2 separate regions of the Homo sapiens genome follow, and region 2 is linked to region 1. Evidence: chromatin loops called from intact Hi-C (ENCODE). Cell type or tissue: OCI-LY7. All regions are shown on one strand. Links, peaks and the distances in the headings refer to the core of each region. The heading gives the core; the rest is flanking DNA. Region 1 overlaps SLC9A7 (solute carrier family 9 member A7). Region 2 overlaps SLC9A7 (solute carrier family 9 member A7).

Region 1 (10,457 bases), core at 5,317-7,816:
AAAAATTCGAGACTGTTTCAACTTGTGGATAGGAAAAAAACTCACTTCACAACTGTACTTGCATATATATAGTTTATGTATGTGCTTATCCAAAACTTGGTAGTATGATGAAGGAATATAATCATGAGAGCAACGTGTGGTTTAAAAATCCCACGGGTTCATTAAAGAAACCAGCTCCCATTGGTCTGGTGCCAGTTTTCCTTTTGTGGCTGAGGCTGTTGGGAGGAGAGCTGAACAAGTGGACATGGTGAGGTTTAATTCTAGACAGCCATCCATCAGCTACAATATTTAAATGTCTATGTTAATAAGCCTTTGTTACGGAGGAGAACAGGTACGTGGGTGCACTGTTCTTTAGTGAGACCTCATTTTTTCTTATGTAAGGTACTGAGGGTAGGTGATCACCTGATCAGTGTGGCCACCACTGTGGAGTTTTTTACAGCACAGTAGGGGTTGTTATGAGTTTTAAAGCTTCATCTGAAATTCCAAGAAAAGAAAGTATCTCATTTTGCATCCAGTTACACAGTGTTTGAAGATGGTGATAACTATTTCTAATTCAATGAATAAAGAGAATCCAATGGATTCCAGCAGTTGACAATGACTTTTCAGGTTTGGGGGTAATTTACATGACTTGGATTTTGAGAGTGAATATTACAGCCCTTTCAATACCTTGTTCTACTTGTTCTGCTACTTATGCAGCTGTGTTATTCGTTGATATATTAGTTTCAAGGAGAATTCATTCAAAATATTTTTGTTCCTTGTTTTGAATATGTGGTGAAACTAAAAAGCAATTTTATTAAGGTACAATTTACATACCATAAGATTCACCCATTTTAGAGTATACTATTCAATGATTTTTAGTATATTCACAGAGTTGCACAATCATCACTGCAATCTGATTTTGAAACATTTCCATCTGCAGTCACTTCCTGCTTCCTACTCCAATTCCCAGGCAACTACTAATCTACCTTCTGTACTATAGATTTGCCGTTTCTGGACTTTTAATATAAATGGTGTCATACAATATGTAGCCTCTTGTGTCTGGCTTCTTTCACTTAGTATGTTTTCAAGGTTTATCTATGTTGGAGGCATGTATCAGTACTTCATTCCTTTTTATTGCCAAATAGTATTCCACTGTACCAGTGTATCATATTTTATTTGTCCATTAACTAATCAATAAATATTTGAGTTGTTTCCCTTTTTTGTTAATGTGAATAACGCTGCTATGAACATTTGCATACAAGTCTGTGGACATGTTTTCATTTCCCTAGAGTAGATACCTAGGAGTGGAACTGCTGTGTCATATGATAAATCTATGTTTAATATTTTAGAAACTGCCAAACTACATTGGGAAAAATGTATTGTTTTACATTCTCGCCAGCAACACATGAGAGTTACAGTTTGTTGGCCGGGCGCAGTGGCTCACACCTGTAATCCCAGCACTTTGGGAGGCCGAGGCGGGCAGATCACCTGAGATCAGGAGCTCGAGACCAGCCTGACCAACATGGAGAAACCCCATCTCTACTAAAAATACAAAATTAGCTGGACGTTGTGGCACATGCCTGTAATCCTAGCTACTCAGGAGGCTGAGGCAGGAGAATCGCTTGAACCTGGGAGGTGGAGGTTACGGTGAGCCAAGATCGTGCCATTGCACTCTAGCCTGGGCAACAAGAGCGAAACTCCGCCTCAAAAAAAAAAAAAAAAAAAGAGTTATAGTTTGTTTACAGGCACAGCAGCACTTGTTATTGTCTTATGATCATACCTGTTTTAGAGAATGTTCAGAGGTATCTCATTGTAGTTTTAATGTGCATTTCCCTAATGCCTAAAGATGCTGAGCATCTTTTTATGTGCTTATAGGCCATTGTATATCTTCTTTGGTGAAATGTCTCGTCATTCAAATCTCTTGCCATATTTTAACTCAGGTTCTCTTATTGAATGGTAAAAAAAAAACCCAAACTTTTTGTTTTCTGGATAGAAGTCCCTTATTGAAAATACAATTTGAAAATATTTTCCCCAAATCTATGACCTATATTTTTCCTTTCTTTTTTAAAATTTCTCTGATGTTGTCTTAAAATTTTTTTTTTGCTTTATTGTTATACAATGAATTATTTTTTCTTTTGGTGTACAGTTCTATGAATTTTAACACACATATAGATTCATGTAAGCACCACTGCAACAAGGATACCAAATAGTTCTACCACTCCCCCAAAACTCTCTTGTACTATCTCTTCACACTGATACCTTCATCCTACATATTAACCCCAGCAACCACTGCTTTTTGTTTTGTTTTGTTTTGTTTTGTTTTTTCCATTAATACAGTTTTGTCTTTGCAAGGTTAAATACATGGAACCATGCAGTATGTAACCTTTTGAGACTGGCTTCTCTCACTCAGCGTAACACCTTTGAGGTTCATCCAAGTATTGTGTGAATTAACACTTCATCTCATTTTACTGCTAAGTTGTATTCCATTGTATAAACACTCACCTACTGAGGGATATCTGGCTTCTTTCCAGCTTTTGGCTGGCACAAATAAAGCTGCCATGAACACCCATGAACAAGTTTTTATATGAACATGTTTTCATTTCTCTAAGGTAAATACCCAGAGTGGGACTGCTCGGTCATATGTGCAGCATATCTTTAACTTTATGAGAAACTGCAAGCCATTTCTCAAAGTAATTATGCCTTTTTTTTTTTTCAGTTCTTTTTTTTTTTGTTTAAGTTCTGGGATACATGTGCAGAACGTGCAGGTTTGTTACATAGGTATACATGTGCCATGGTGGCTTGCTGCACCTATCAACACATCATCTAGGTGTTAAGCCCCGCATGCATTAGATATTTGTCTTAATGCTCTCCCTCCCCTTTCCCCCTACCCCCTGACAGGCCCTGGTGTGTGATGTTCCCCTCCTTCTGTCCATGTGTTCTCATTGTTCAACTCCCACTTACGAATGAGAACATGCGGTATTTGGTTTTCTGTTCCTGTGTTAGTCTGCTGAGAATGATGGCTTCCAGCTTCATCCATGTCCTTGCAAAGGACATGAACTCATTCTTTTTTATAGCTGCATAGTATTCCATTGTATATATGTGCCACATTTTCTTTATCCATTCTATCAAAGAAATACCATTTGACCCAGCAATCCCATTACTGGGTATATACCCAAAGGATTATAAATCATTCTACCATAAGGACACATGCACACGTATGTTTACTGCAGCACTATTTACAATAGCAAAGACTTGGAACCAACCCAAATGCCCAACTATACCATTTTTTAACCACTGTCCCCTACAGCATCATATGAGGGTTCTAGTTGCTCCACATCCTCATCCACATTTGGTATTGCCAATATCTCTCATTTTAGCCATTCTATTGTAATAGGTGTGTAGTGGTATTTCACCATACTTTAAATTTGCATTTCCCTAATGGCTAATGATGTTGAATATCTTTTTGTGTACTTATTGGCAATCCTAATACCCTCTTCAGAGAAATGTTTCTTCAAGTTATTTGCCCATTTTAAAAACTGGGTTGTTTTCTTATGGGTTCCTTATATATTCTGGGTTCCCTTATACATTTTGGGTTCCTTATATATTCTAGATACAAGTCCTTTGTCAGATATATGATTTGCAAATATTTTCTACCAGACTGTAGCTTGTCTTTCCAGCCTCTTGACATTGTCTTTGGCAGAGCAAAATTTTTTTACTCTGATAGATTAAATCTAATTTATCCATTTTATTTTATTGCTTGTGGCTCTGGTATCATATCTAAAAAACACTTGTCTAACCCAAAGTTATGAATATTTCTTATGTTTTTAAGTGTTTTATAGCCTTGATGCTTACATTTAGATCTCTGATACAATCTGAGTTAACTTAGTGTGTATGGTGTCAGGTTAAGGTCCAAATTCATCCTTTTGCATACGGGTATCTAATTGCTCCAGCACCATTTGTTAAAAATACGGTCTTTTCTCCAGTGAATTCTCTTGGTACCTTTGCTGAAAATCAACTGACCATAAACACAATGGTTTATTTCTGGAGCTGGTGGGAGAAATGGGAGCTGGTGGTCACTGCAGTCTATTCCACCTGCCTGTGATAAATCATCCAGAACATGGATCTGGCAGGGATGGGAGCAATCTTAAATGCCATAGACACCTACTATTCTTACCAAGATTCAGTAGATTTTCTTTAATAAATGTTCCTCAATTTAATTGACCTTTCATCAATTTACAGAGACTAAATAGTTATTTTTGACAACTTTGTCCAATTTTATTGCTGTGTTTTGGGAAGAAGATTTATTGAGCTCTCACACAGTCATTCCAGAAGTCCTCCCATGAGCATGAATAACAGAATTCCTACATGCTTGTTATCTTGCCATGTTTTATAAATGTATAAGAAGCAAAAATTTACTGAAAATGTTTGCTTTTGTATATTGTAGCAAATTAATTCTAAGGCATTATTTGTTGCTATTTACCAACTTTTCCTGATATATTTATTTTGTCTGGTAGTAATGAGGAAGCATAATGGAGAAGAATTTGGTAGATTCAGTGACAGAAGACCTGGGTAGGTAACTTCACTTTCCACCTAGCTACAATCCAGCACAAAGTACCTCTCTGCTGCTCATTTCTAAAATTGGGCTGTTGTAAGAATGTAGTGAGAACATGCATATGTCAAAACCCTTTATAAACTGTCAAAAGCTGTACAAATGCTGCTTTTTATGAGCCCTTTAGAATTAGTTATTTTCCTTTGCATCATCTCTTGCTATAAAAATAGTGCATATTGGGGATGGAGGTTAGGAAGACAAGTGATATGTGGGCTGGAGCAAAATAGAAAAAATATCTCTAGAAAAGTAGCTACAGAACTCACTGTTTTTGAAGTTGTCCTGTCCAGCAAAGGCACAGGACACCATAACTTCCTTATTTGTCCCTCTAGCAGCTTCCCAGGTGCCTGTAAAATGAGCACTTCTACAGCAATTTTACAGTTATATAGGGTTTTCACCAGAGGAAAATTTCAAGGGTAGGCATAATTGTCCTTGTATAAATGCTGATTTATTTAGAAGACTCTCCCAGGGATTTAGCAAAACACATAATGATAGTAATAAAACAGTATCATCATATAATGTATCATCATCAATCTTTGTGGCACTGTAGATTGGTAAACAGGCCAAAAAGTAAGCAACCTTACTCTATCAGTTTTCTTTTAATAAGAATTAAAAGACTGCAAGGAAGACAGGTTTCATGGAGCTAGCAACCTTACTATTAAAAATTCCCATTAAAATGGGAAATAAGTATCTGCCATATAATGGGCTAAACCTGAAGTGTGAGACACAAGCCACTGATTTTATTGCTCAATTTCTCTAATGCATTCAGGTCACTTAAAATCAGATGACCTGCATGGCACCATTAGGAAGATTTTTTTCAGAATTGCTTGAGATTCAGCATTGGCACTGAACCATCCGAATGAGATATGAAGCCCACCACAAACAGAACCACAGGTCCTGCCTGCTTGTCCAAGGAAAATCCCTCTGCTTGTGTTTCCTACATACCTAAGGCATGTCTACAGTTGCCCCACACTCATTTTATCCAGATCTCATGCCACTACAAAATGCCAATGTTGGAAGGGACAATACAAGTCCAATTATCCATCACATTTATAAAACACTCTGTTCAACAGCAGACAGGTCTTATACTGTGGTATTCAGAGTCATCTTGGGGAACCAATTAAAGTACAGGTGTCTAGAGTCTCTCCTGTAACTTCTCATCCTGTAGGTTTAGGGGGTGTTTGAGGTATTTTGATTTAAAGAAGTTCCATATCTGATTTCAATGCATGCTCAGAAATGAGAACGAATGGTCTCTAAGCTTCTTACCATGATATTATACAGCTCTTGTTTAAATACAGACAGTGAGGGGGCTCACCATCTTCCAGGTCTATCCTTTTTGCAGCAGGACAACACTGGCTCTCTAAACAGAGTCAAAGTTTGTCTCCCTGTAGCTTCTGCCCACTGGTCTCAGGCCCCTTTTATTATGACCACTGAGAAGCCATACTTCTCCAAGCTCTGGATTCCCACCTCACCAGAATTTTCTAAGTGCCAGTTGTATGAAAAAATCCAAATTGTACAAATACTCGTTCTGTGAAAAATGAATGACCAAAATGTAAGATTTATACACTGAAAATTACAAAACACTGCTGAGAAAAATGAAATGACCCAAATAAATGGAGAAACATCCCATATTCATAAATTAGAAGACTCAATATAGCTAACATGACAATGCTCCCCATATTGCTCTACAGACTTAATGCAATTCCTATCAAAATTCCAGCAAATTTTTTGGCAGAAATTGACAAGCTGAGCCTAAAACATACATGGAAATGCAAAACCACCAGAAGATCGCAAATTACCTTGAAAAATAACAAAGCTGGGTGAATTTCACTTCCACATTTCAAAACTCACTACAAAGATAGTGTGGTAGTGGTATAAGGATAGACACATAGCTCAATGGAGCAAAACTGAGAGTCCAAAAATAAAATGGTGTGTTTATGGTTAATTGATTTTCGATAAAGATGACAATGCAATTCAATTGAGGAAAGGACAATCTTTTCAACAAATGGTGCTGGGACAATTGGATATCTACATGCATAAAGATGAACTTAGACTCTGACCTCCTACTATATATAAAAATTAATACTATATATATAAAAATTAGTTCAAAATGGGTCAAAGACCTAAATCTATGAGGTTAAAATTATACAACCTTTAGGAAAAAAAAAGCCTAGGGGAAAAAATCTGTGAGTTCCTAGGTTAGGTAAATTTTTCACTGATATGATATGAAAAGCACAAACAATAAAATAAAAAATTGATAATTTAAATTTTATCAAAATTCAAAACTTTTGTGCTTCAAAAGACATTATTTGGGAAGCCAAGGTGGGAGGATCACTTGAGGCCAGGAGTTCAAGACCAGCCTGGGCAACACAGTGAGACCTCATCTCTACAAAAAAATTGCAACGTGGATGGAGCTGGAGGCCATTATCCTAAGCGAATTAAGGCAGGAACAGAAAAACAAATACCACATTTTCCCACTTATAAGTGGGAAATAAATGCTGAACACATACAGACATAAACATGAGAATAATAGATATGATGGACTACTTGGGTGGAAAGATGGGGAGTGGGTTGAAAAACTACCTATTGTGTACTATGCTCACTACCTGGGTGCAATATACTCATGTAACAAACCTACACATGTATCTTCTGTATCTAAAATAAAAGTCAAAATTAAAAAAAAAGAAGACTGAGGTGGGAGGACCACTTGAGCCCAGAAGTTTGAGGTTACAATGAGCTATGATCACACCACTGCACTCCAGCCTGTGTGACAGAGCAAGAACCTGTCTCTTAAAAAAAGAGAGAAAAAAAGACATTATTAAGAAAATGACGAGGAAAAAACTGCAGACACATATTTGATAAAGAACTTGTATCTAGGATATATAAATATATAACTCCATAATAAGATAATTCAATTTTAAAATGGGCAAAAGATTAGAATAGACATTTCACCAAAAGAAATTATGAATGACTAATAAGCACACGAAAAGATGGTCAACATTATAGATCATTCAGGAAATGCAGATTAAAACCATAATGAAATACCATTTCATGCCCACTAGAATGGCAATTATCAGAAATACAGATACTAACATATGTTGGAGAGCATGTGGCAAACCTAACCCTCATACGCTGCTGGTGGGAATGTATAATTGTGCAGCCACTTTGGAAAACAGTTTGCAGTTTCTTAAAAAGTTAAAAACAAACTTACCATACAACTCAGCAATTTACACTCTACCCTAGACTAGAATTGAAAACAGATGTCCACACAAAGATTTGCAGACAAATGTTCATACTAGCATTATTCATAACAGCAAAAAAATGAAAACAACTCAAATGTCCATCAACTGATGAATGGATAAACAAAATGTGGTCTATCCATACAGTAGAAAAAGGAACGAACTTGATACATGCTACAACATGGATGAACCTAAAAGATATTACACTAAGCATACATGCTCAGTGAAAGCCAGTCACAAAAATGCCACATATTGTATAATTCCATTTCTATGAAGTGTCTAGGACAGGTATATCTACAGAGATGGAAAGTAGATTCATGGTGGCCAGGGGCTAAGGCATGAAGGATCCTATTGGGATGATTAAGATATTCTGAAACTGAATTATCATGGTCACACAACTTTGTGATTTTACCAAAAATCACTGAAATTGTATACATGAGTGCATTTTATGATATGTAAATTATATGTCAATAAAGTTTTTTTTTAAAAAAAGAGCAAATGAGAAAATGAATCTAGAGATCGCATGTGCGATCCTTTTCCAGTACTAGTGTTCCATACTTTTCCAATAAGTATCTCTCAAAGTGAGAACTGAACTGATGTAAGACCAGCAGACAATATATTCTGTAGTGCAAGGGCTACACGCATGAATACCTATATGCAGATCAAATATGTAACACAAACGTAAATCCTTCAGGACCCTGGAAGAAACAGAGGGGAATATACAATGACTCTCAGGAAGTGATAGCAGGTTAACTATATAGGTGGTATATCTAAATGCAACTTTACTATTATTTTTTCCAATGGGAAACACAGCCTAAATGCCACCTCCTCCAAGAGGCCCTCCCTGACTCCCTAAGCTAGGCTAGGTTCCAAGGCTTTGTAGTCCCACTGCACTATGTGCTTCCTCTTTTGTAAACATGCCACACTTTGTTATAAACATCTGGACAGTTGGTCTGCCTAGCTGGTCCAACTGTCAGCTCCATGGAAGGTGGGGTGTGGGGGATCTGTTGAATTCCCCTCTGTATCCTTAGCACATGGAAGTGCCTGGCATACTAGGTACTCAAAACATATTTGCTCGCTGGCAATCAGATAGAGGCTGAACTACACTCAAACCTATATATTAAGAGTACCCACAATGAAATATATAACAAGAGTTGGTATCCCACTTTGGACATGAGAAAACATTTCTGACTTTAGAAAAATTTCTTTGAATCTCATTTCTCCAACTTTATATTTTTACTTATTTATTTATTTATTTATTTATTTATAGACAGAGTCTCACTCTCTTGCCCAAGCTGGAGTACAGTGGCGCAATCTCGGCTCACTGAAACCTCCACCTCCTGGGTTCAAGCGATCCTCCTGCCTCAGCCTCCTGAGTAGTTGGGATTACAGGCGCCCGCCACCACGGCCGGCTAATTTTTGTATTTTTAGTAGAGACAGGGTTTCTCCAAGTTGGCCAGGGTGGTCTTGAACTCCTGGCCTCAGGTGATCTGCCTGCCTCAGCCTCCCAAAGTGCTGGGATTACAGACGTGAGCGACTGCGCCCAGCCTCTCCAACTTTAAAATAAAGAAAACGTCAGCTGGACCACAAACCTAAAATATTCTTAAAGCACAGACGTCCTTAAATGAAAACCCCCTTCCCACTCCCCAGCCCTGAAAAATTACAGGTTTAGCGTTACAATACATGAAAGCTTCTACCAACCAGGTGCTTAGGAGCAACCAAAAAATAAATCAATAATTCTATCCTGTGAAAGTGATTAGATATCATAATCCTGGTTTTGCTTACTAAACATAGCTCACAATCACTGTTTTCTTCCTTCCTTCCTTATTTATTTATATATTGATGAATTAATATTTCTTCATTCGTGCATGCATTCAAAAAATATTTGGGTACCCACTATGTGTCAGGCCCTATGGTAGAAACTGGACATATGGTAGTGAAACATATATTCTGCTGTCATGGAGTTTACAATCTGAAAGAGCAGATAAACAAAAACAATAGTGACTGCTAGCACCATGTGCCAGACACTGTTCTAAGCATCTTAGGCATATTAACTGAGTTAATACTGACAACAATCCCTTGAGTAAGGTACTATGACTATTCCTATTACATTGCTGAAGAAACCAAGGCAGAAAGAGAAACAGGACTTTGCCCAAGGTTACACATAGGTCACATGCAAACGAAGGACCTGAGATTCAATCCCAGGTTGTCTGGCTCCAGAGTCCCAGGACTGGTCATGGCCAATGTGCCAATCCACCCCAACCGTCTTTCGCCTGGACTTCTTCAGTAACCTCCTAACTGGTCGTGTCGATGGAGTGACTGTGGGAGATCATAAACAGGGAGGAATTAATGATGACTACCAGGTTCCTAGCTGAAGCAATTTGGGATAAGAAGGTGACTTTTATTAAGACACATAAAATGCTACATTACAAAAACTGAATACAATTTTGAAAGTGGTCAAAGGATACAAAGTTTCAGTTAGGAGGAATAAGTTCAAGAGATCTATTGGACAACATAACTATAGTTAATAAAATGTGTTGTATTATCAAAAATTGCTAACAAAGTAGCTTTTAAGTGTTCTCACCACAAACAAGTGAAAAGTATGTGAGGTAATGCATAGGCTAATTAGCTCG
Region 2 (10,457 bases), core at 6,807-9,306, 61 kb after region 1:
CCAGTTAAAACGGCTTTTATCAAGAAGACAGGCAACAACAGATGACAACATGGATGTGGAGAAAGGGGAACCCTCATACACAGTTGGTGGGAATGTATATTAATACAATCACTATGGAGAACAGTTTGGAGGTTCCTCAAGAACTAAAACTAGAACAACCACATGATCTAGCAATTCCACTTACTGGGTATATACCCAAAACAAAGGAAATCAATATAATAAAGAAACATGTGCACTCCTGTGTTTGTTGCAGCATTGTTCACAATAACCAAAATATGGAATCAACCTAAGTGCCCATTAATGGACGAATGAATAAAGAAAATGTGGTATATATACACAATGGAATATTATTCAGCCATAAAAAAGAATGAAATCCTCTTGCTCACAGTAGGATGGATGGAACTGGAGGTCATTATGTTAAGTGAAATAAGCCAGGCACAGAAAGATAAATATCACATGCTCTCACTCATATGTGGGGGCCAGAAAAGTGGATTTTATGAAGATAAAGAGTAGACTAGTTGTTACCAGAGGCCAGGAAGGGTAGGGAGGAGGGACGAAGAGAAAGTGATTAATGAGTACACATATACAGTTTGGTGGAAGAAACAAAGCCTAGTGTTTGGTAGATCAGTAGGGTGACCACAGTTTACAATAATCTCTGTGCATTTTGAAATAGCTAGAAGGGAATAATGCAAATGTTTCTAGCATATAGAAAAGACAAATATTTAAGGTGATGGGCATCTCAAATATACTGATTTAATCTTCACAAATTATACAAATTTATTAAATTATAACATACCTCAAAACTATGTACATCTATTATGCATCAATTTTTAAATTGTTTTAAAATAAAGCAACATGAAATAATTCGTTTATAAACAAAATAATATTGTTTTTAAAAAAACAGGTAAACATAACAATTTGGGTTTCAAACTCCTCATTTTTCCTACATGATTAAAAAAGCAAATGCAAAAAAAATTATAAACCTATGTTAATGAGCACACAATATATAAATATCTGCTCTTTGACAATGACAATATAATGGAAGGAGGCAGAGATTAATATTCAGAATATATAAAGAATTCCTATAACTCAATGACAAAAAAACCCTGATTAAAAATGGCAAAGAATTTGAATAGACATTTCTCCAAATAAAATATACAGATAGCCAAAAAGTACATGAAGGGAAATACAAATAAGTCATTAGGGGAATACAAGTCAAAGCCACAACAAGATACCACTTCACACCTACTAGGGTGGCTATCATTTTTTTTTAAATGGAAAACAACAAGTGTTGAAGAGGATGTGGACAAATTAGAATCTTTGTGCATTGTGGTGGGAATACAAAATGGTACAGCTACTGTGGAAAACAGTTTGGTGGTTCCTCAAAAAGTCAAACATAGAATTACCATATGACCTAGCAATTCCACTCCTAGGTATACAGCCAAAAGGAATGAAAACAAATGGCCAGGTACAGTGGCTCATGCCTGTAATCCCAGCACTTTGGGAGGCCGAGGTGGGTGAATCACCTGAAGTCAGGAGTTCGAGACCAGCCTGACTAACATGATGAAACCCCATCTCTACTAAAAATACAAAATTAGCTGGGCGTGGTGGCACATGCCTGTAATCCCAGCTACTTGGGAGGATGAGGCAGGAGAACTGCTTGAACCTGGGAGGCAGAAGTTGCAGTGAGCCGAGATTGCGCCATTGCACTCCGGCCTGGGCAACAAGAGTGAAACTCTGTCAAAAAAAAAAAAAAGAAAGAAAGGAAGGAAGGAAGGAAGGAAGGAAGGAAGGAAGGAAGGAAGGAAGGAAGGACAGACAGAAGGAAGGAAAACAAAACAGGGACTCTAACACATACCTCTATGTGAGTGTTCATAGTAGCATTATTCAAAAGGTGGAAATAACCCGAGTGTCCACCAACTGATGAACAGATAAATGTGGAGTGTGTGTGTGTGTGTGCGTGTACACACACACACACACACACACACACACTGCAGTATTATTCAGCCACAGAAAGGAATGAAGTTCATATATGGGCTATACAACATGGATGAACCTTGAAAACATTATGCCAAATGAAATAAGCCAGACACAAAAGACAAATATTATATGAATTCACTTATATGAATGATCTAGAATAGGCAAATTCATAAAGTCAGAAGGTAGATTAGAGACTATTAGGGGCTAGAAGGAAGGGTGGATGGGGAGTTACTACTTAACTGGAAGAGTTTCTGTTTGGGGCAATAAAAAATCTTTGGAAATAGTGGAGATGGCCATAAAACTTTGTGAATATTATAAATGTTATTAAATTATACAGTTAAAAATGGATAAAACGGCAAGTTTTATGTTATGTATATTTTACCAAAAAAAAAATAAACAACTACCACGTGACTTATCAGCCAAACACATACTTTTCTGCAAACACACATTATTTGTGTACTCATTTATTCCTTCATCCTCCTTCCTTAAACAGTCTGCTGCAATTCAGGCAAATGTTTTCACACACAAAGGTTTCCTTCTCAGAAACTTCACTGTCAGTGTGAAGCTGAGGCATAAGAACTTGAAGGAGGAGGGGAGGGAAGAACTTGAAGGAAGGACCTTTAATGCTAGGTAGCGTTATAGCATCTTATTTTTTGATAGACAAAATAGAATGCACTAAACAAACACTTCTGGAGCATCTACTAGGTGTCAGGCACTGTTCTAGGGTCTGGGGAGACAGCACAAACAAAAGATAGATATCTCTGTCTGCCCAGGGCTTACATTCTAATGCATTTTGGAAAAGCTCTCCAGAAGATTCTGATATGCCCATCACAACTAGCATAGAGTGGAGAGACATGAGAGCTGCACAGACCCAACCCTATCCGCCTCCCCACCTCTCTGATAGTGAGGTCTAGAGATGAGAATGCTTTCAAGCAACTACTCTCATGTACGAAGGCCTGGTGCTGCCACTCTGAACAGCTCTTAACATTTTTTCCCCTAAAACACTGGTAGCCTTCTGTCATATCAATGGAATAACACCTGGAGTGTGACCTTTGGGCTGAAAGGAGCAGGCATTTTGCTCCTACTTGGATCCAAGGCCCCCAGGCTGATCTAGCACAGGAAAACTAAGTTTTCCTTGTCATCCTGCCTCATTCCTCACTGTTCTACACTGGAGCTTGAGAGCAAAAGTCCTAGCTAACATAAAAGAGTCAACTTTGGGTCAGGCACAGTAGTCACACCTGTAATCCCAGCACTTTGGGAGGCCGAGGTGGGCAGATCACTTGAGGTCAGGAGTTTGAGACCAGCCTGGCCAACATCGTGAAACCCCGTCTCTACTAAAAGTACAAAAATTAGCCAGGCGTGGTGGAGCATGCCTGTAATCCCAGCTAGTCGGGAGGCTGAGGTAGGAGAATCGCTTGAACCCAGGAGGCGGAGGTTGCAATGAGCAGAGACCGTGCCACTACACTCCAGCCTGGGGGACAGAGCAAGACTCTGTCTCAAAAAGAAAAAAGAAAAAAAAAGGGTCAACTTTGCTTTGTTTTCTACTCTGGGCATAGATTTCCCTCAGAGACCTCCTAGGAAGTGGTAATGGGCGGGATTCAGGTTCTGCTCTATCCTGGCCAAATACATCCTCAGCTATATTGAGTTCATCCTTTAATAGATCCCAATTTCCCAATTTCAAACATGTGACCTTAAACAAAGGAGGTACTTGACCTAGGTTTCAATTTCTTTACCTGGGAAAATGGGACCAATATTAGGATCTTCAAACATTTTTATTTTTTGGAGACAGGGTCTCACTCTGTTGCCCAAACTGGAGTGCATTGCTGCAATGACAGCTCACTGCAGCCTTGACCTCCCAGGCTCAAGCAATCCTCCATCAGCCTCAGCCTCCCAAGTAGCTGAGACTACAGGGACATGCCACCATGCCCAGCTAATTTTTATATTTTTAATAGAGACAGGGTTTTGCCACGTTGCCCAGGCTGGTCTTCAACTCCTGGGCTCAAGCAATCCTCCCGCTTCGGCCTCCCAAAGTGCTAGAATTACAGGCATGAGCCACCACACCCAGCCTGATCTTCATACATTTGATGTGAAGGTTAAATGGCTTAACGTATGCAAAGTACTTAACACGGTGACAGACTATTCTAACAGGTGCTCAATAAACAGTTACTATTTTTTTCTACTATTATTTTATTAGAAACAACATAGTGAATGTTTTTGAAGGGTGAAAACTTAAATATTCTTATTCATAATTGCCCAAACTTGGAAGCAACCAAGATGTCCTTCAGTGTCCTTTACATTTGTATGTAAACTGTGGTACACACAAATCACATGCAAATCCTATTACTTCTCTTTTCTGGATTATGTATAACAAAGTACTCATCAAATACTGCAATAGAGATTGGCTAGCTGCTTTCCAAACCTGTTCCTCTTCTTCCAACTAGACTATGTTTCCCTGGCTCCCTTCCAGTTAGATGTGGCCTTGTAACCAAGTTCTGTCCAACAGAAGTGGGCAAAGTGATGCAGAACATTTCCAGGCTTAGCACATAAGTCTTCCCCATATGATCTTCATTTCCTTGCTTCATTCATCAACTGGAGGAGGAGGATTCCAAGGCCATATGGGATGGGGAAGCCACAAGATGGAAGGCATCTGGTCCCTGAATCACAACGTAGAGACAGCCACCTGCCAGTCCCTTGCACTGGTCCATTACATGCGTGAAAAACAAATTTCTCCTATGTTAAGTCACTGAAATTTGGGGTTGGTTTGTTTTAACATCTAGTATTACTCTAATATAAATACCCATATTGATTAAAAGCCAGGTAGCATGCTTTAACTAAAAGAGAAAATTCTCCTAACACATATTCTCTTGTATGTTAAACAGAGGCAATTTAAAAAATACATGAACTTAAGAATCAAACAAAAAGTAAAATGAAAAAGAAGTTACTGGCCAGGTGCAGCAGCTCATGCCTGTAATCTCAGCATTTTAGGAAGCCGAGGCAGGTGGATGGCTTGAGCGCAGGAGTTCGAAATCAGCCTGGGCAACATGGCGAAACCCTGTCTCTACAAAAAATACCAAAAAATTAGCCAGGCGTAGTGGTGAGCACCTGTAGTCCCAGCTACTCAGGAGGCTGAGGTGGGAGGATCACTTGAGCCCAGGAAGTCCAGGCTACAGTGAGCTAGGATTACACCACTGTACTCCAGCCTGCATGACACAGTGAGACCCTGTCTCAAAAAAAAAGAAGAAAGAAGTTACTGATTCTCAAGTCACGTAAGCCTAACTTCACCTCAGGTAAACTAATGTCAAACAGTGTTAATCAGTGCTAGAAAGAGTTTAATGAGAGTAACAGACAGGATGTGTACAGCCTCACCTGTACAATCTTCCAGGCAGGGAAGTTAATAGGTTGCAAGCTAAGAGGGGGATTAACTTCTTTTCCAATCTTTCATCTTAATGACAATGTCAAAACATACAGAAAAGTTGAAAGAAGAGTATATAAAGCATACCCTTTCACTAGGCACCTACATTTAACAGTTAGCTAGTAGGCTGCAATATTTGTTTTCTCTATATAGGTGGTATGTATATTTTTTTACTGAACTTTTTGAAAGTTGCATATGTTAGGATTCATATACTTTACCCCTGAATACTTCAGCTTGCATCTCCAAAGAATGAGTACATTCTCCTGCATAACCTCAATTATCACACCTACAAAAAATAATAGTAATTCTTTAATATCATCTAATACCCAGTCTACATTCAAATATCCCTACCTATCCCCAAAACATCTTTTATAATTCATTTTCATGAACTAGGAGCCAATCAAGTTTCTCGTACTACATTTAGTCTCTTTGACCTCCCTTAATCTAGAACACTCACCCTGCCTTTTTGTTTCCTTTGACGTTGACTTTTTGAAGAGTCTGGGGCAACTGTCTTACAGATCATCCCATATATTGGATTTATCTGATTGTTTTCTCATGGTGTTTTATAACTTGTTTCTCTATCCTCTGCATTTCCTGGAAACTGGAAGATGTGTCTAAGTCCTTGATTTGATTCAGATTAAACACATACAGGAAGGATACTACATAGGTAAAGCTGTACACTTCCTGTATACCATGATACTAGATAGTCCCACAATGAGCAAGGATACATTTGATGACTTGCTTATAAGATGGTGACTGCCAGACCTCTTCACTGTAAAGGTACCTTCTTTTCTTTGCAACAGGCAAGTAACCTGTGGGGTGATAGTACTTTGCAAGTACCATGTTCCCCAATAACCTTTCACCTAGGATTCTGGAATTCATTGAAAACCCTTGTCTAAATAAACTATCACTAGAGGTTGAAAAATTGTGATTTTTCTAATTACAGCGTTCCACAAAGGTTAACTTTTTAATATTCTAAGAAATGCTTTTAGTAAATGTCATTTTTCTATTTTTTAAGATACAAACATTTTACTTCCATTTATAACTTTCAAATAATAAGTAAAAGTATTCTTTATATCCAGAGACCGCTTTACAAAGAACATTTCGACAATCCAAGGAAAATGCTATGTAACCACATAGTACAATCTTCTGTTTATAAAGCATTTTTTTGCTACATAAGTTATTTGCTTCATTTTTAAATAATGTTTAAATTGCAAAAGTAATGTGTCAGTATTAAAGAAAGTTCAGGCCATTTAGAATAATATAAAGGAAAAGTACCACCTCCCCTCTCTCTCTCCCAACAACTCATCCTGCTCCCAAAGGATAAAGCTTGCATATCCTTCCATAAAAGCACATATATCATATATAAATTACATACATCATGTTTGTGTATATACAGTATATAGTTATTGAAAGATCAAATAGAATAATACTATACATGATGTTCTGTGCCTTGCTTTTTTTCCACAACATTATGTGTGGACAGTAGCCTTAAAAGGACATCTCAAAACACCTCTTTTTATCGCTGCATAGTATTCCTTAATGGGAATGTGCTACAATTTAACCAGTCTCATCTGATGAGTTCTGCAACTTATGTCCACTGCAACAAATATTGCTGTCTATATATTGCAACATGCTAGCACAAGTATTTCTGATAGATTTCTGAAAGTCCAAGAATTGAAAATGCTGAATAAAAGAGTAGGTGTGGGCCGGGCACGGTGGCTCATGCCTGTAATCCCAGCATTTTGGGAGGCTGAGGCGGGCGGATCACAAGGTCAGGAGACTGAGACCATCCTGGCTAACATGGTGAAACCCCGTCTCTACTAAAAATACAAAAAGGAATTAGCCGGGCATGGTGGCGGGTGCCTGTAGTCCCAGCTACTCTGGAGGCTGAGGCAGGAGAATGGCATGAACCCAGGAGGCGGAGCTTGCAGTGAGCAGAGATCGCACCACTGCACTCCAGCCTGGGCGACAGAGTGAGACTCTGTCTCAAATAATAATAATAATAATAATAATAAATAAAATTTTAAAAGGGTAGGTGTGTTGTAAATTTTTTTCTAGGTATTAACCAAAAGCTCACCCCAAAATATACAATTTTCCTCACTTCCACTAACTGTGTCCTAATGCATTTTAAAATTACAACAGTCCACTACTGAACAAACCTCAAGTAGTAAAGCCTGCCAAAGAATCACAAAGCCTAAAATGAGAATGGGAACTAATATTTACCAAGTGCTTAAGTGTCAGACACTGCACTTGACCCTTTAGAATATCTCAATAACACAGCAATTCTGTGAGGTAACATAATCTCCATTTTCCAAAAGAGGAAGCTAAGGCTCAGAGAGTTTATCCAATGCTATACAGTTTTATAAGCAACAGGGCCAGCATTTGAACCCAGGGTTATCTGGTACCAAAGTGAGACCATACAGAAGCTGCTCCCAACTGGGGCCAAAGTGAGGGGCTCTTAAAAGGGGGGACTCCTGATTAACCAGGAAGGAGATGGTTCCAAAATGTTTGCTTACAGGTTCAAATGTTAATTTCATGTTACCGCAAAGAGTCATCTTTTTCCCCTTCAGACTCTGCCTATGAGCCCACTCTCAGGCTGTGCTTAGCAATCCAGCTCCACCACAGCAACAGTGAGCCCACAACCCATAGAACCTAGAGGGGCTGATCAACATATTTTTGGAAAGGTGATGGGGTGGTGGAGGAGGAGGAAGCGAGAAGCAGGTGGTGGGTTAGCATGGCAGAGTCAGATTATTTTGGATCCATATCAGTTGTCACAAAAACATTATGGGGGAAGTGGAACTACCGTACATCTGAGAGAGAACCACAATGAACTGGCACAGTCTGTTTATACCAACTTTCCCTGCCCTAAACACTTTCTATTTCTGCTGCAAAGACATGTAGGGCCCAGTAACTTTAGGATGGCACTTAATCACATAACAGAGACAGACAGCTGGGAGCTCCCTGGCCTGACAAAACAGGTTAGACTGGTGGCAGGCAAGTGCCTGGCCCCGCTGCCTTGCAGCTCCAGTGGTGGGGTCTGGGGGCTGCTTTCAACCTTCCTGGGGAGTTAGGTCTGTAGCTACCTTCCCTTGTAGCTGCCCTGGCCTGTCAGGGAGGAATGCTTATAAGTGTCCTTTGGTGGGTGGGGGAGTTCCTTTCTGTTTAAACGTTAAGCATTCACAGTGTGTCTTTTATTTTCCTTAGGTCCTCTGCATCCAAGCAAGCACTTATTATGGGGTCTATTTGTGCACATCACTGCTAATGTAACATTGACTACTCTCTGAGGATAATGGAATAAAGGGAAGGAAAAAGAGGGAGAGAGCGAGTGGGAAAGAGAGGGTGAGAGAGGGAGGGAGGGAGGGAGAGAGAGAGAGAAATCTCTTCCCCTTTCCCCATTTTATCTCCATCCCAGACACAGGGCTCAGAAAAGCTCCAAGGGCACAATTAAGAATTGAAAAGTCATGAAGAAAATTGATAACATAATGTGATTTAAATAGGGAGAAGTAGGCGTCAAATTGAGTGATTTGAGGAGCACGTTAAAATGCTATTACAGCCGGGTGCGGTGGCTCACACCTGTAATCCCAGCACTTTGGGAGGCTGAGGTGGGTGGAGGTCAGGAGTTCAAGACCAGCCTGGCCAAGATGGTGAAACCCAATCTCTACTAAAAATACAAAATTTAGCCGGGCATGGTGGCGGGCGCCTGTAATCCCAGCTACTCAGGAGGCTGAGATGAAGAATTGCTTGAATCCGGGAGGTGGAGTTTGCAGTGAGCCGAGATTGCGCTACTGCATTCAAGCCTGGGCGACAGAGTGAGACTCCGTCTTGGAAAAAAAAAAAAAAAAAAGCTATTACAAGACCAAGAAGCATACAAGGTTATATGGTGACCTCTCCCTCCCACTCCTATTTCACAGCCATCTAGTTCCTCTCCCCCAAGGAAACCAATGTTACTCATCTATTGCATGTCCTTCCAGAGATATTTTACGACTATACCAACAAATATATAAATTTATATATATATAAATTTATCTTAAATGTAAACGCTGTTCTTCTCAGATTAAAGTGTCACTTAAACACAAAAAGGTGGCAGAAATTACATTTTAAAACTTTTTCTCAAAATAAAGAGTTTTGAAATTCACAGTTGAACTCTTTCATTCATAAACATTTAAAAGTTAAATTGTTTGCCTCCAGAAATTAAGTTGGGTTCCCAGCACACAGTGGATACTTTAAAAATGTTTCCTTAGGTCTTTTTGTCGTTCCTTATTCAGAGCCAAGAGGACAATTACTCACTTCCTCTATTGATATAGAGAAATCAAATTTTATTTTTTACTATTAAAAAAGAGAAGTCTTGAAAAATCTTTACTGGATTTACTTGTGTTCAAAGATTTGCTTGACAGTAGTAATCATTTCATTGTGTTTATCAAAACATCATGTTGTACATCTTAAATGCAGACAATTTTTTAAAAGATTTGCAAACTGAATTTTAAGATCAGTTTAAAATCCCCATCCCAATAGTCTTCAGTATACTATGAATAATTAGCTAATCACATGACATTAGAATTCAGATTAGGGGGACCTTGCAGTAGAAGACCAAACATACCTGAGAGAAAGAAGAAATGTTTTCTCACAATTACAGACAGTCCTTAAAATATTAATATTTGGCATAACCTGAGACATCACATATTGACAAACTAAATTTCTTTATACATTTAAAGAAACACTAATACTCAAAGATATAGAACAAAATTACACAGGAATGCTGAGATGATATTGCCTTTTCTGAACAGCCATCAGTTACACTAGATTTGTAACTTGATTGTTCACAAAATAAAACAGTACACTGTAGCACAACCAAATGGCTGAAAGATGGAGGTGAGTTTTAAAAGTACGTATCAGCAAAGGAAAATTCCACTGTTGTCTTTAAGCCTTAAGATAAAGGTGATTGAACTCCTCAGAACACGGAGTACTCTCCAGAAAATATATTTTCAAATCCCCATTTATTTTCCATCCCTTGAGCATGTGTTTACGAATCTGACAAATCTACCTCCTATTTCACATTGTCCTT

The links. A loop is a pair of places that touch in the nucleus more often than their neighbours do. Peaks named below come from ENCODE experiments on the same cell type or tissue, not always from the same donor. Only the 100,000 strongest peaks of a DNase experiment are listed, where the experiment ranks them.
Region 2: it touches region 1 in a loop (4-fold over the local background); 8 of 110 quality-filtered maps call a loop at or near these places.

The regions. Positions count from the first base shown.
Region 1 is chrX:46,686,913-46,697,369 of GRCh38, forward strand. All of the region lies in intron 1 of SLC9A7 (solute carrier family 9 member A7), which reads right to left. Among named protein-coding and RNA genes, the nearest start is that of SLC9A7, 67 kb to the right of the region's middle. In OCI-LY7, for the core only: no CTCF peak of the experiment used is centred there; a DNase peak (open chromatin) is centred at 6,439; H3K4me3 peaks cover 1,277 bases; H3K27ac peaks cover 1,915 bases.
Region 2 is chrX:46,746,603-46,757,059 of GRCh38, forward strand. All of the region lies in intron 1 of SLC9A7 (solute carrier family 9 member A7), which reads right to left. Among named protein-coding and RNA genes, the nearest start is that of SLC9A7, 7.3 kb to the right of the region's middle. In OCI-LY7, for the core only: no CTCF peak of the experiment used is centred there; a DNase peak (open chromatin) is centred at 8,219; H3K4me3 peaks cover 1,793 bases; H3K27ac peaks cover 1,855 bases.